2 separate regions of the Homo sapiens genome follow, and region 1 is linked to region 2. A link is a contact called in ENCODE Hi-C or POLR2A ChIA-PET data. All regions are on one chromosome and are shown on one strand. Each heading gives the region's core, a stretch centred on a gene start or an enhancer-like site at or near the end of the contact. The rest is flanking DNA. Distances are from core to core; before and after follow the strand shown.

Region 1 (5,677 bases), core at 1,816-4,315, 130 kb before region 2:
AGTAGTTTTCTGTCCCCCTCCACTTTAAACGACTAAAACTAATATTTTCAGCTCCTATTTAATCAGTCCAATGTTTCACACTTGGTACTGTGACAACATTAACATAACATCCAAGTCTGTATAACTAGGACTTCACATTCCTCCAAATTTATTTTTTAGATTTATTTTGTAATTTTTCTCATTATTTTAATTTAAATTAATTTTTATTTCTTCCAGGCATGTCTCTTTCAAATGTGAGCCTGAACCTAGAAAGAGTAATTTTGAAAAGTCAAATTTAAGACCATTCTTTATTCAAACAAATGTAAAAAATAAAGAAAGTGAGTCAACAGGTAATGCTTTGTGTAACATATTTACTTCTTTGATTTATTAATGGGTGCTTTATTTATTTTATTATTTACCGATGTGTGTCTTAAAGGTTCTTGATAATTTGATCTCTGTCAAAAGCATTTCCATGAACTATAAAAAAGAACTTACTAAGAAGAAGAGATGTTAAATATCAGAATGGACAATTTATACAATTCACAAAATAGGAATATATTTTTATGTTTATAGTGTTATGTGTTGTTTTCTTCTAGAAAGAAAATCTCTGAGTTTCCTTTCAGCTCAATGCTGAGAATTTCCTTGTTATTGTTTTTTAGAAGTCAAGTATGAACAGCTTGCTTAATAGAAACTTACTTTCAAGTTAGAAATTTTAGGAATCTGGCTGGGTGGGCACGCTGGCTTACGCCTCTAATCCCAGCACTTTGGGAGGCCGAGGCGGGTGGATCCCCTGAGGTCAGGAGTTCGAGACCAGCCTGGCCAACATGGCGAAACCCCGTCTCTATTAAACGTACAAAAATTAGCCGGGCATGGTGGTGCGTGCCTGTAATCCCAGCTACTCAGGAGACTAGGCAGAAGAATCGCTTGAACCCAGGAGGCAGAGGCTGCAGTGAGCTGAGATCGTGCCACTGCACTCCAGCCTGGGTGACAAGAGCGAGACTCCATCTCAAAATAAAAAAGAAATTTTAGGAGTCCGTGAGCTAGGAATCAGCATTATCAGTTCTCAGAGAATTTGAGCTTTTCGTGTTGCCTTCGTTTTTCTCTTTCTCTCCATTATCAAACAATCATTCAATTGCATAATTCTCATCAACCTTCTTAACTGAGGTTTCTTGACTCCACATCACCCCCTATTGCTTAATTTCTCTATTATGCTTCATAACTTGATTTCTCAAAGGATTTGTTATACACATTGTTATTTTATTTCTCATGATTCACTTTCATAATGTCATATTTCCTTATGTGTCTTATTATCTTTGAATGTGTGCTGGACGGTATTTGGAAAATTATTTATAGGAACAATTTGAGAACTAGGGTGATGATACGTTACTCCAGAAAAGATTTTTTTTTTTTTTATTGTTTATGCCAGGTATATGGAGGCAGTACTTGTCAGAACATACTAAAGCATTCAAGGCTTCACTTTCCCTAAAACATCCAGGTGGCAATCTTAACTATTCTAGTTCACCCTAAGGTTGTAACCCTTTTGGATCCCAGGTAAAATGAATAGGTGTGGGGGTTTTTTGTGTGTGGGGGAAGGGAACTGGAGAACATTTAAATATCAAAACTTTGGACCTTTGGTCAGCTTTTTGTTTTTTTCTATCTCAAGCCATGAAGCTTCCAAAACTTGATCTTACCTTCACATCACAAATACTCTCAGGGAAAAAGTGGCTTGGCATGTTGGGCTTCCCTATCTGAGTTCTTATCTTCTCCTAGATTTAAGACCAGGGATCCCTTATCATCTTTTAAGTCAATGATTCTCTTTAGACTTTAAAAAATATTCAATCTAGCCTTTTAAGGTGTTTTCAGCAGGAGGGCTGTTACTAATCACCTGGCCTTCCATAATGGTAGCAAAAATCTCTAATCCATTTTCTTTCCTTAAATCATATAGTGATCTTTTAAAAGTAGGCTGATCCTGATTAAAGCCTCTTCAGCGGATTCTCATTGTACTTAGTATGAAACTTGTACTTCTTACAAAGACCTGGCCGGGCACGGTGGCTCATGGCTGTAATCCCAGCACTTTGAGATGCCAAGGCAAGTGGATCACTTGAGGTCAAGAGTTTGAGGCCAGCCTGACCAACATGGCGAAACCCTGTCTGTACTAAAAATACAAAATTAGCCGGGCATGGTAGTACACACCTGTCATCCCAGCTACTTGAGAGGCTGAGGCAGGAGAATCCCTTGAACCCAGGAGGCAGAGGTTGCAGTAAGCTGAGATTGCACCATTGCACTCTAGCCTGGGCAACAAGAGTGAAACTCCATCTAAAAAAAAAGAAAGAAAAGAAACAAAGACCTGTATATTGTGAACCTTGTGTGTGTATTCAGCCTCATTCCCTACCTCCCTGGCCTTCATTTAAATTGCATCTTCAACCAGGCAGGGTGGTTCACACCTGTAATCCCAGATCTTTGGGAGGTCAAGGTAGGCAGATCACTTGAGGTCAGGAGCTCAAGACCAGCCTGGCCAACATGGTGAAACCCCATCTCTACTAAAAATACAAAAATTAGCCGGGTGTGGTGGTGCACACTTGTAATCCCAGCTACTTGGGAGGCTGAGGCATGAGAATCACTTGAACCCAGGAGGTGGAGACTGCAGTGAACTGAGATGGTGCCACTGCACTCCAGCCTGGGCGACAGAGCAAGACTCTATCTCAAAATAAATAAACAAATTGCAACTTCATTAGCCTCTTTTCAGTACAACTACCAGATTGCCTGAAAGGAATATATATTTTCCCCTCTGCCTAGACACACCAATACTCTATTCATGCAACTTGTAGCTCATTTGCATATTTTGGTTAATGTCATCTGTTCAGAGAGGCGTCCTCTGACTACGCTATCAACAATATACCTCTTTTATGGTTCTCCCTCACCAAAGTGTGTTTATTTCTGTTACAGAATAAATTTCAATTATTCACCCCTTGGTTTTTTGTTTTTTGGTGGTTTTCTTTTTCTGACACGGTCTCACTCTGTTGCCCAGGCTGGAATGCAGCAGTGTGGTCACGGCTCACTGCAGCTTCGACCTCCCTGGCTCAGTAATCCTCCCACCTCAGTCTCTTGAGTAGCTGAGACTACAGACACACCACCACACTCAGCTAATTTTTGTACTTTTTTTTTAGAGACAGGGTTTCACCATGTTGCCCAGGCTAGTCTCAAACTCCTGGGCTCCAGTGATCCACCTGTCCTGGCCTCCCAAAGTGCTGGGGTTATAGGTGTAAGCCACTGCACAAGTCCAATGTCTTGTTTTTTTGTTTGTTTATTTTCCATATTACCCACTAAAATGTATGCATCATTGGGCAGGAGTCACAATTCCAGAGTCCATCAGTGTCTGGCATATAGTTGATCAACAAATAACTATTGATTGAATGACTACCAGACTCCGTATTAAATTTGTTACATCTATTATTTCATTTAACTCAGAAAGTATTTCTATAAGTGCTATTGTTTCCAGTTAACAAATGAGGAAAGTAAGACTCACAGATGTTAAGTAACTTTCCTATGGCTATGGCTATGTAACCCACACAAAAAGGTGCAATTTGGACCCAGGCTATCTAAGTCCAAAGTCTGTATGCCTGACCCCTGCACCATACTTACTTTAAGAATATCCATTGGATGATAATTCAGATTACTAAAACTCATAACTGAATATGAGAGAAATGCAGGTAGAAGGGACTATTTCTATTTCTCTTTTCAAAGGAATTAGCCAAAATATTTTTTGAATAACACATATGATTCTATTTTATTTAGAAATCCATCATTTTCCAAGACAATATAGCTTTATCATATAATAGTAAATAATTGAAAGTTATAGTCTGTTAATAGAAATTCACTTTAAGGCAAATTATTCTAAAATAGATTTAGCTCTAACCATGTACAAGCAATGCATATGTAAGTAAATAAAATTATTCTTTTACATTTCTTAAAAGTTTACTGCAGTGGAGAAAATGGTTGATTGGGTTTAATTAGAAGTAACTTAATAGCATGGAAATACTTATGTTTGTTTCTTTAGAGCCAGTAGAAGAACATCTAAAATCAAGATCTATTAGACCCTATCTTTATCTTAAGGATACAACTGAGGTAGGTGTAATTTGTATACTCAGTAATTACTTAATAGAAATTCAAATTAGTCCTAATAATTTTATATATGCTCCTACAAATCCAAAATTCAAGTGAATTTTAGGATTCAAAATGATAAAATGTTAAAGTGATTTCATCTCTGATATTATGTAAAACTTTATGTATGGAGACAGTAGAGAAGATAATATATTATTTGTTGGAGATATTTCAATACAGTAGAGATTATTGAACATGGTAAGGACTAGCACTTATAAAGTCAGTTAAGACAGAGCATCATAAAAAACATACATGTAAAACTTAAACATCCAAATTTATTAAATAAAAATATATATCAATTTGTTAATCTTTTAATGTGTAACCAAGACCTTTTTTTGAGTATGCTATGTGTGGTGGTTAATTAAATTACATAATTGCAATAGCAACTACCAGAAAGAGGTTTGGAACCAACACTATTGACTCTTGATAATCACTTCAGCAGAAGTTCATGGGCATGCTGAAGAGTGACTAGCTCTGAGCATTGAGTGTGCCTTGGACATCATTCAGTAGTTTTTATATAGGGAACTATAGAGATAAATTAAACCAGAGAATTAGCAAGGGAAAGTCACTTTAGAGAGTCTCTTAAGTATTAATTTTTGTATTTTATATATATATAATATATATATAAAGAAATATGGAGAAATACAGACTTAGGGCCATAATTAATAACAAATTTTTGTTGCATATTCCTATATTTTATAATTTAAAAAATATTAAAAGGATTATCAGTTTTATCTTCATCTACATGGTTTATTTAATTTCATGTTTTATTTAGGTTCATGGTTAATAAAAGTCCCCCAAGCTATGTATTACAACATAACGTCACAATCAGGTTACTTATCATAATACATTTACTAGCATCTTATGTAAAAATTATAAAATTTTAGTTTTTTAAAAATAGAAATATCCATGTGATATTTTAAATGCAAATAGTAGAGAAACACTAATAAGCACACACAGCCCTTTCATTCTCTGCTTCCTCTTCTAATTTCCTCTTTTCAGAAGCAACCAAGTTTAACCTTTTTGGGTTTCAGTACCTTATAAGATTAACTCCATATTTCTAAAGAATGAGTTTCTACTGCTGATTTTAATTTATCAACTTTAAACATTATCTAGTGAAAATCAATAACAAAGATTGTTTATACCACCGTGCATCCTGCCTCTCCCCACTTTCCTCTTCTGGATCTTTGATAGTTACTTTTTTCCTTTCTTCTATTGTTAATTTTTGCAACTTGAAATAATATATCTAACTTTTTTCCCATCATTTTTAATCACTAACTCCTGATTCCCCTTTATATATGATGAAGATCTTAACAGTTTTATCCTGTCTTCCAACTATCTTCCACACTTCTTCCCTAGGTCAAGTATATATTTATTTACTTTCACATTTTTTAAGTCAACTATTATATTCAGCTTTGAACTCTGATTAAGTTGTTTGTAGGTTAATTCTAAAACTCAAAATACTATTAACAGCATTTATATTATTATTTATAAATAATCATTTCATTTACATTATAGTAATGTCTCTGTAATAATC
Region 2 (5,355 bases), core at 1,827-4,326:
TACTCCAAAGAAAGTAAAATAGGTCTAAAATTTAGTCATCTGTGTTTTCAAGTTCTTCAAATTTCCCATGTGAGACTGCTTCTTGGAAAAATTCAGAAGAACCTGGACTTTCTTTTCCATTGCTGTTTACCCTTCGCCTTTTGGCAGGTCTCTCACTTTTTTCATCAAAATCATTTTCATTTCTTGCAGTCATATGGGCAAGTTTTGGGTCAGTGGTAAGGTTATCTGTTTCATAACCATTAGTATCCATATCTGCATGAAGTGGTTTCTTATTTCCACCTGTTGGTCCATTAATGTGTAACCCTTCAACTTTTACTTCCTCTTTGTTTAATATTTCACCTGGTCCATTAGATGACACTCCTAAGTTGAAAGAAATATAAATGAAACCACAATTAGAAAAAAGTTAAATTTGCAAACTATTATAAAACAGCTTGTAGTTATTGTTATCAAGGAAGCAAGGTATCAAATACATAGTCTAAATTCTTGCTCTATTACTTATAAGCTATGTCGCCTTAGGCAAATTATTTACTCTTTCTGTATCTCCATTTCATTACATATATACAATGAAGATCATAATAGATATTCCTCACAGGGTTGTTGTGAAAATTAAATAAGTTAATAAATGTAAAGAACTAAGAACAGAATTTGGCATATGTTAAAAGCATATTAGGTATATGTGACAGCAAACAAGCACTGGATCCAGCAGTCTAACTAAGCTGAATTAATGGAAAATGCAGTAAATTACTCAGATTTAACAAAAGGTTTTCAACATTCTAAAACCACGTAAAAGCAAGATGAATGCTCTTTCTTTAAAAAGCTTGAGTAAACTGCCATATAAAAGCAAGATGTCATGACTTTTTTATTCTTAATGTAAATCTATGGGAACTGTACTTTAAAAGATCACACAAGGCTGGGTGCAGTGGCTCACGCCTGTATTCCCAGCACTTTGGGAGGCCAAGGCGGGTGTATCATGAGGTCAGGAGTTCAAGACCAGCCTGGCCAATAGGGTGAAAACTTGTCTCTACTAAAAATACAAAAATTAGCCAGGAGTGGTGGCGTGCACCGTCTCCCAGCTACTCGGAAGGCTGAGGCAGCAGAATCACTTGAACCCAGGAGGCGGAGGTTGCAGTGAGCCGAGATTGTGCCACTGCATTCCAGCCTGGGCGACAAAGCGAGACTCTGTCTCAAAAAGAAAAAAAAGATGATCACACACTATTTACCTAAGTAGACTTAAATAATCTGTCATAATGTTAAAAAACTAATGCCGCACTATCCAAGCATATACTTGAAAGTGCTAAATTATTTACTTAAGTAAATACAAATTACTTAAAAAGTAAATACAAATTCTATAGTAGGTGAGAAAAGTAAAAGCAAAATTATTCTAATAAAAGAAAACAAAAGTTCATTTTAGAGTTGACTGTAAAATGGAATGCAAATTTTGGTGATAAGAAGTAAAATATAGGGTGCATCACTGAATAATTACAATTTAATTGCTTGAAAAATATTCGGCATAAAGGATGAGCCTCAAATACTGTATTCTGATAGAAGAAAATATTCTATTTTGACCAACTCAATGCACTCAAATCATGAATGCACATGGGGATTATGCATCATAATATATTGAAGAGAACAATTCTGTAGGAACAAGTCCAAAAAGCTAGCTGACGACTGTGATTAGGTCAAAAATAACTGTAAGATTTCAAAGTACTAATTAAAGCCCCATATAAAAAAGTAATATAACATTGGGATGAAAAGTTCCTTCCTTCCTTTGAAAAAGCTGGCAGTTTTGACTGTACGTAATGTTGAGTGGCTTTTGAGCTACAAGTAATTTATAAGTAACTTATGAACACTTTCCTAGCCTAACAGCATGTTCTCATCAAATAGTTTCTTAAAAAGGAAAAGAAAATGATTTGGTGTTAATATGTTAAGAACAAACAGGAAAAACAATAGTAGTACCAACTGTCTGCCTCCCTTGAGCCTATACGGTTAGTCCCAAGGTCAGAGTCTCAGCATCTTATTCTACTTCAGAATGGACGTGACAAACATTAGACATCAAGTCAATAAACCTTCTTGGACCAGGACATAGTTACTGGGCCCTAAGTTTTGTTTGTTTGGTTTATTCCTAGAAGTAGTGAGGGAACAGAGAGGGGTCATGAAATGAACTAAGCATATACACTCCAGCAGGACCAATGTGAGACCAAAGGTCAGAAGAGGATCAAGGCTTTCACAGTGTTTCTCTTCCAGTTTCTGTCAGGAAGAAGTCAGCTCTTCACTGGTACTCTCCTATCACCAGTTTCCTCAGAGGAGCTGGGGGTGGCGCTTATTACTTTCTTCTTGGAACTCTTTTACTTAAAAAGACCATTTAATCAAAGAAGAAATCAAAATAATTCTCTGGCTCTTACTACTGATCAGCACAGTGATCTCTGGTCCACTGTATATTTTAAACGGAAACACTATCTGAACCTCAAACAATTGGTATGCCTTTTTCTTCTCTTTTTCTTGGAGAGAAAAACAAATATTTCTGTAGAATATTAATATACAGGTTGATACCGGCTTTATCTTTTCTCATTATTCAAGGTTATTATGCTATCAAAGAGAACTTAAATATTCAAAACAGTGCACTTGTTACCTTACATCAAGGTATTTTGCAATGATCTGTATATCTCATGTGAAACTGCAGGGTTTTGACCTAAGAGTTAACATAAATACTTGTATCTAGGCATCAACCCAACTAGACAAGACAGGAAAAGAGATGCTACTGAAAAAGAACAAATTTCTTACAAGAAATAGTCACTGTTGACAGTAGGCTTTATTAAAATTACTTTTTAGTGATGTCCAATCACTTTGTATTCTGTTAGTATATATGTATGCTGATGTTATGTTTGTCTCATGTGTTATCATTTTTTACTTTCTGCTCTGGAAGTTTAATAGAAACCCAAACGGAATTTCCCAAGTCACTGCAAGAAAGTGTCCCTTATTATGAAGAAAGAGAAATGTTTCTCTGGTTGCTTACCATTTTGATTAGCAGTGCTTACAGTGCCATCTTCTTTCTCAGACTGGCTGTTACTACTGTTTGATGCAGTTGGGGGAGGGGATGGTGCTCGACTAGATGCAGCACTTTCACTTTCGTCTAGAAGACGATCCATGTAATCCCTTAAAATTAATAAAACAATTTTTATATTAAAAAGAGCTGAAAATTAAAAATTAGTTGAGGTTAAATTCAGAAGGCTTTCTTAACAAATATATCCTAATATTCACTTAACATTCATTCCAGTGCTTCATCTATCATACCAGGATCTGAATATTTAAATGAAAAGCTCCTTTTGGTTACATGTTTATAGGAAAAATGCATAACGGCTTTAAAGTAACAAATTTTAGAGACCCATAGGAAATTTTAAAGCTTGTAAAGTTGTAGGCAGGTGCTCAGAGTGGCCCAACTAGAACTGGAAGATCTCTTAACTGAAGTGATAGGGGTGATGTCTAGTAAAAGTACAAAAGAATTTCTGTACAAACATAGATTGAATTTTAAAGCTCCTAAAGGCGATACCTAAAAGACAAATTTGAGCCTAACAAAAAGGACTGATTACCTCCTAAAACCTTCCTGGATATTTTTGGTATTATATTTCTGCCAGATCTGAGCTATAAGATGCTAACTAAATTCCTGGGATTATCTGCTGGTTTTATCCTGTCACTTTCTCATTGTATGTGAGCTCATTTCTTCTCTAAATCATTCCTGAACTACGTAACTGTGGTTAAGTGACATTGGTGAGCAGATCTGGGATAGAGATTTGTCTCTCTCAGGTTTAGTGTATCACCTACAAAATGTAGATAAATCATATGTCTAACACACATGGTTATTGTATTATATATGTACATAAAAATGTTTCATAATCCAAAAAGTGCTACTAAACCACTAGAATAAAAGTCAGCCAACTATAGCCTGTGGGCTGGCCATCTGTTTTTTGTAAATAAAGTATTATTGGAACCCAGCCACACACCTTTGTTTACATAGTGTCTATGACTGCTTTCCTGCAACAACTGCACAACTGAGTAGTGTGATTAAGTCCTTTCTTACTACAGAGCATAAAATATTTATTCTCTACCTGTTACAGAAAAAGTTTGCTGATACTAGATACTGCACTAGAATTCCCCAAGGTCAGGAATTTTTAGTCTACTTTGTTTATACCTGCACCACTGGTACCTAAGTTGTGCAAGGCACAGAACAGAAAGAAACTCAATAAAATTCTAATTGTGTTATTTATCTTAAAATTCCTTCAGCATAAGTATGATAGAAATATTAAGACAAATCTCTTAGAATTTTGTGAGCAGGGTAAATAAGAAGGAAACAGTGGAAGCTCTGAGGAATTTTCTGAAAGTCTGTGTTAATAGTCTATAATATGCTATTAATTGTAGTTATCTCAACCTATATGGTCATCACTGTCTCCTAGGTTATAGGGATTTAACAAATATAGGGATGTGATACCTGACTTCAAGAAACTTCTAATAGTCTGAGGTATAAAACTAATACATATCTCAGAAATGTATATGACCATGACCTATGCAATTTACATTCTATGCCTTATTTTCCTCATCTATAAATGAAGGGAATTCAATTAGATGGTCTTGAATACCTATAAATCTATATAGAATTAAATTAGATGGTCTTGAAGACTTCTTCAGCTTTATGCTACTCATCATAATTATAGAAAAATTACATAACAAATTTGAAGCACACAGAAATAAGTGTGGTGAGTCCCAAAGGGACTTCAGGTGCTAAGGCTAACAGAAGACACATGATGAGGAATTGTTGGAAATAAATACGTTATAGTGGGAATGGATAATATGAAGGAAGTTAAAAGCCAAAGCAAGGCCGGGTGTGGTGGCTCACGCCTGTCATCCCAGCACTTTGGGAGGCCGAGGCAGGTGGATCACCTGAGGTTGGGAGTTTGAGACCAGCCTGACCAACATGGAGAAACCCTGTCTCTACTAAAAATACAAAATTAGCCGGGTGTGGTGGCGCATGCCTGTAATCCCAGCTACTCGGGAGGCGGCGGCAGTAGAATCACTTCAACCCGGGCGGTGGAGGTTGCAGTGAGCCGAGATTGCGCCACTGTACTCCAGCAGCCTGGGCAACAGGTTGAGACTCCGTCTTTAAAAAAAAAAAAAAAGCCAAGGCAAAGGAAACAAGAGTTGATATCAAAATTATTTTTAATTTCTGGATATAGTCATAATTCTGTGAAAGGATAGTAATTATTATTATCATTGTTTCCTAAAGATTAATAGCATCCAGAATATTCAGGAAAGGGCAGAATCAGACAAACCATCCAGAAAGTTGAAGCAGCATTCAGGTAATCA

The links. A loop is a pair of places that touch in the nucleus more often than their neighbours do. ChIA-PET counts read pairs that join two places held with the same protein, here RNA polymerase II (POLR2A). Pooled maps may share reads with other maps.
Region 1: a map with no recorded cell type shows a loop between it and region 2 (9-fold over the local background). The contact joins two enhancer-like sites. A Hi-C loop is called at or near these places in 10 of 37 single-sample maps with no recorded cell type and 6 of 50 pooled maps. POLR2A ChIA-PET finds 5 or more read pairs at or near these places in 2 of 52 experiments (PC-9 and activated naive CD8-positive, alpha-beta T cell).

The regions. Positions count from the first base shown.
Region 1 is chr1:67,110,004-67,115,680 of GRCh38, reverse strand. C1orf141 (chromosome 1 open reading frame 141) reads left to right here. Exons shown (of 8, transcript NM_001276351.2): 5 at 217-329. Among named protein-coding and RNA genes, the nearest start is that of C1orf141, 22 kb to the left of the region's middle. Within about 2 kb of position 3,065, at least 2 of the 41 ENCODE cell types and tissues checked have a DNase peak (open chromatin) inside an H3K27ac peak, as active enhancers do.
Region 2 is chr1:66,979,577-66,984,931 of GRCh38, reverse strand. MIER1 (MIER1 transcriptional regulator) reads right to left here. Exons shown (of 14, transcript NM_001077700.3): 13 at 3,014-3,153; 14 at 1-360. The coding sequence ends at 32. It also overlaps a transcript of SLC35D1 not described here. Among named protein-coding and RNA genes, the nearest start is that of MIER1, 57 kb to the right of the region's middle. RefSeq lists silencers at 159-359, 347-396. Within about 2 kb of position 3,076, at least 9 of the 41 ENCODE cell types and tissues checked have a DNase peak (open chromatin) inside an H3K27ac peak, as active enhancers do.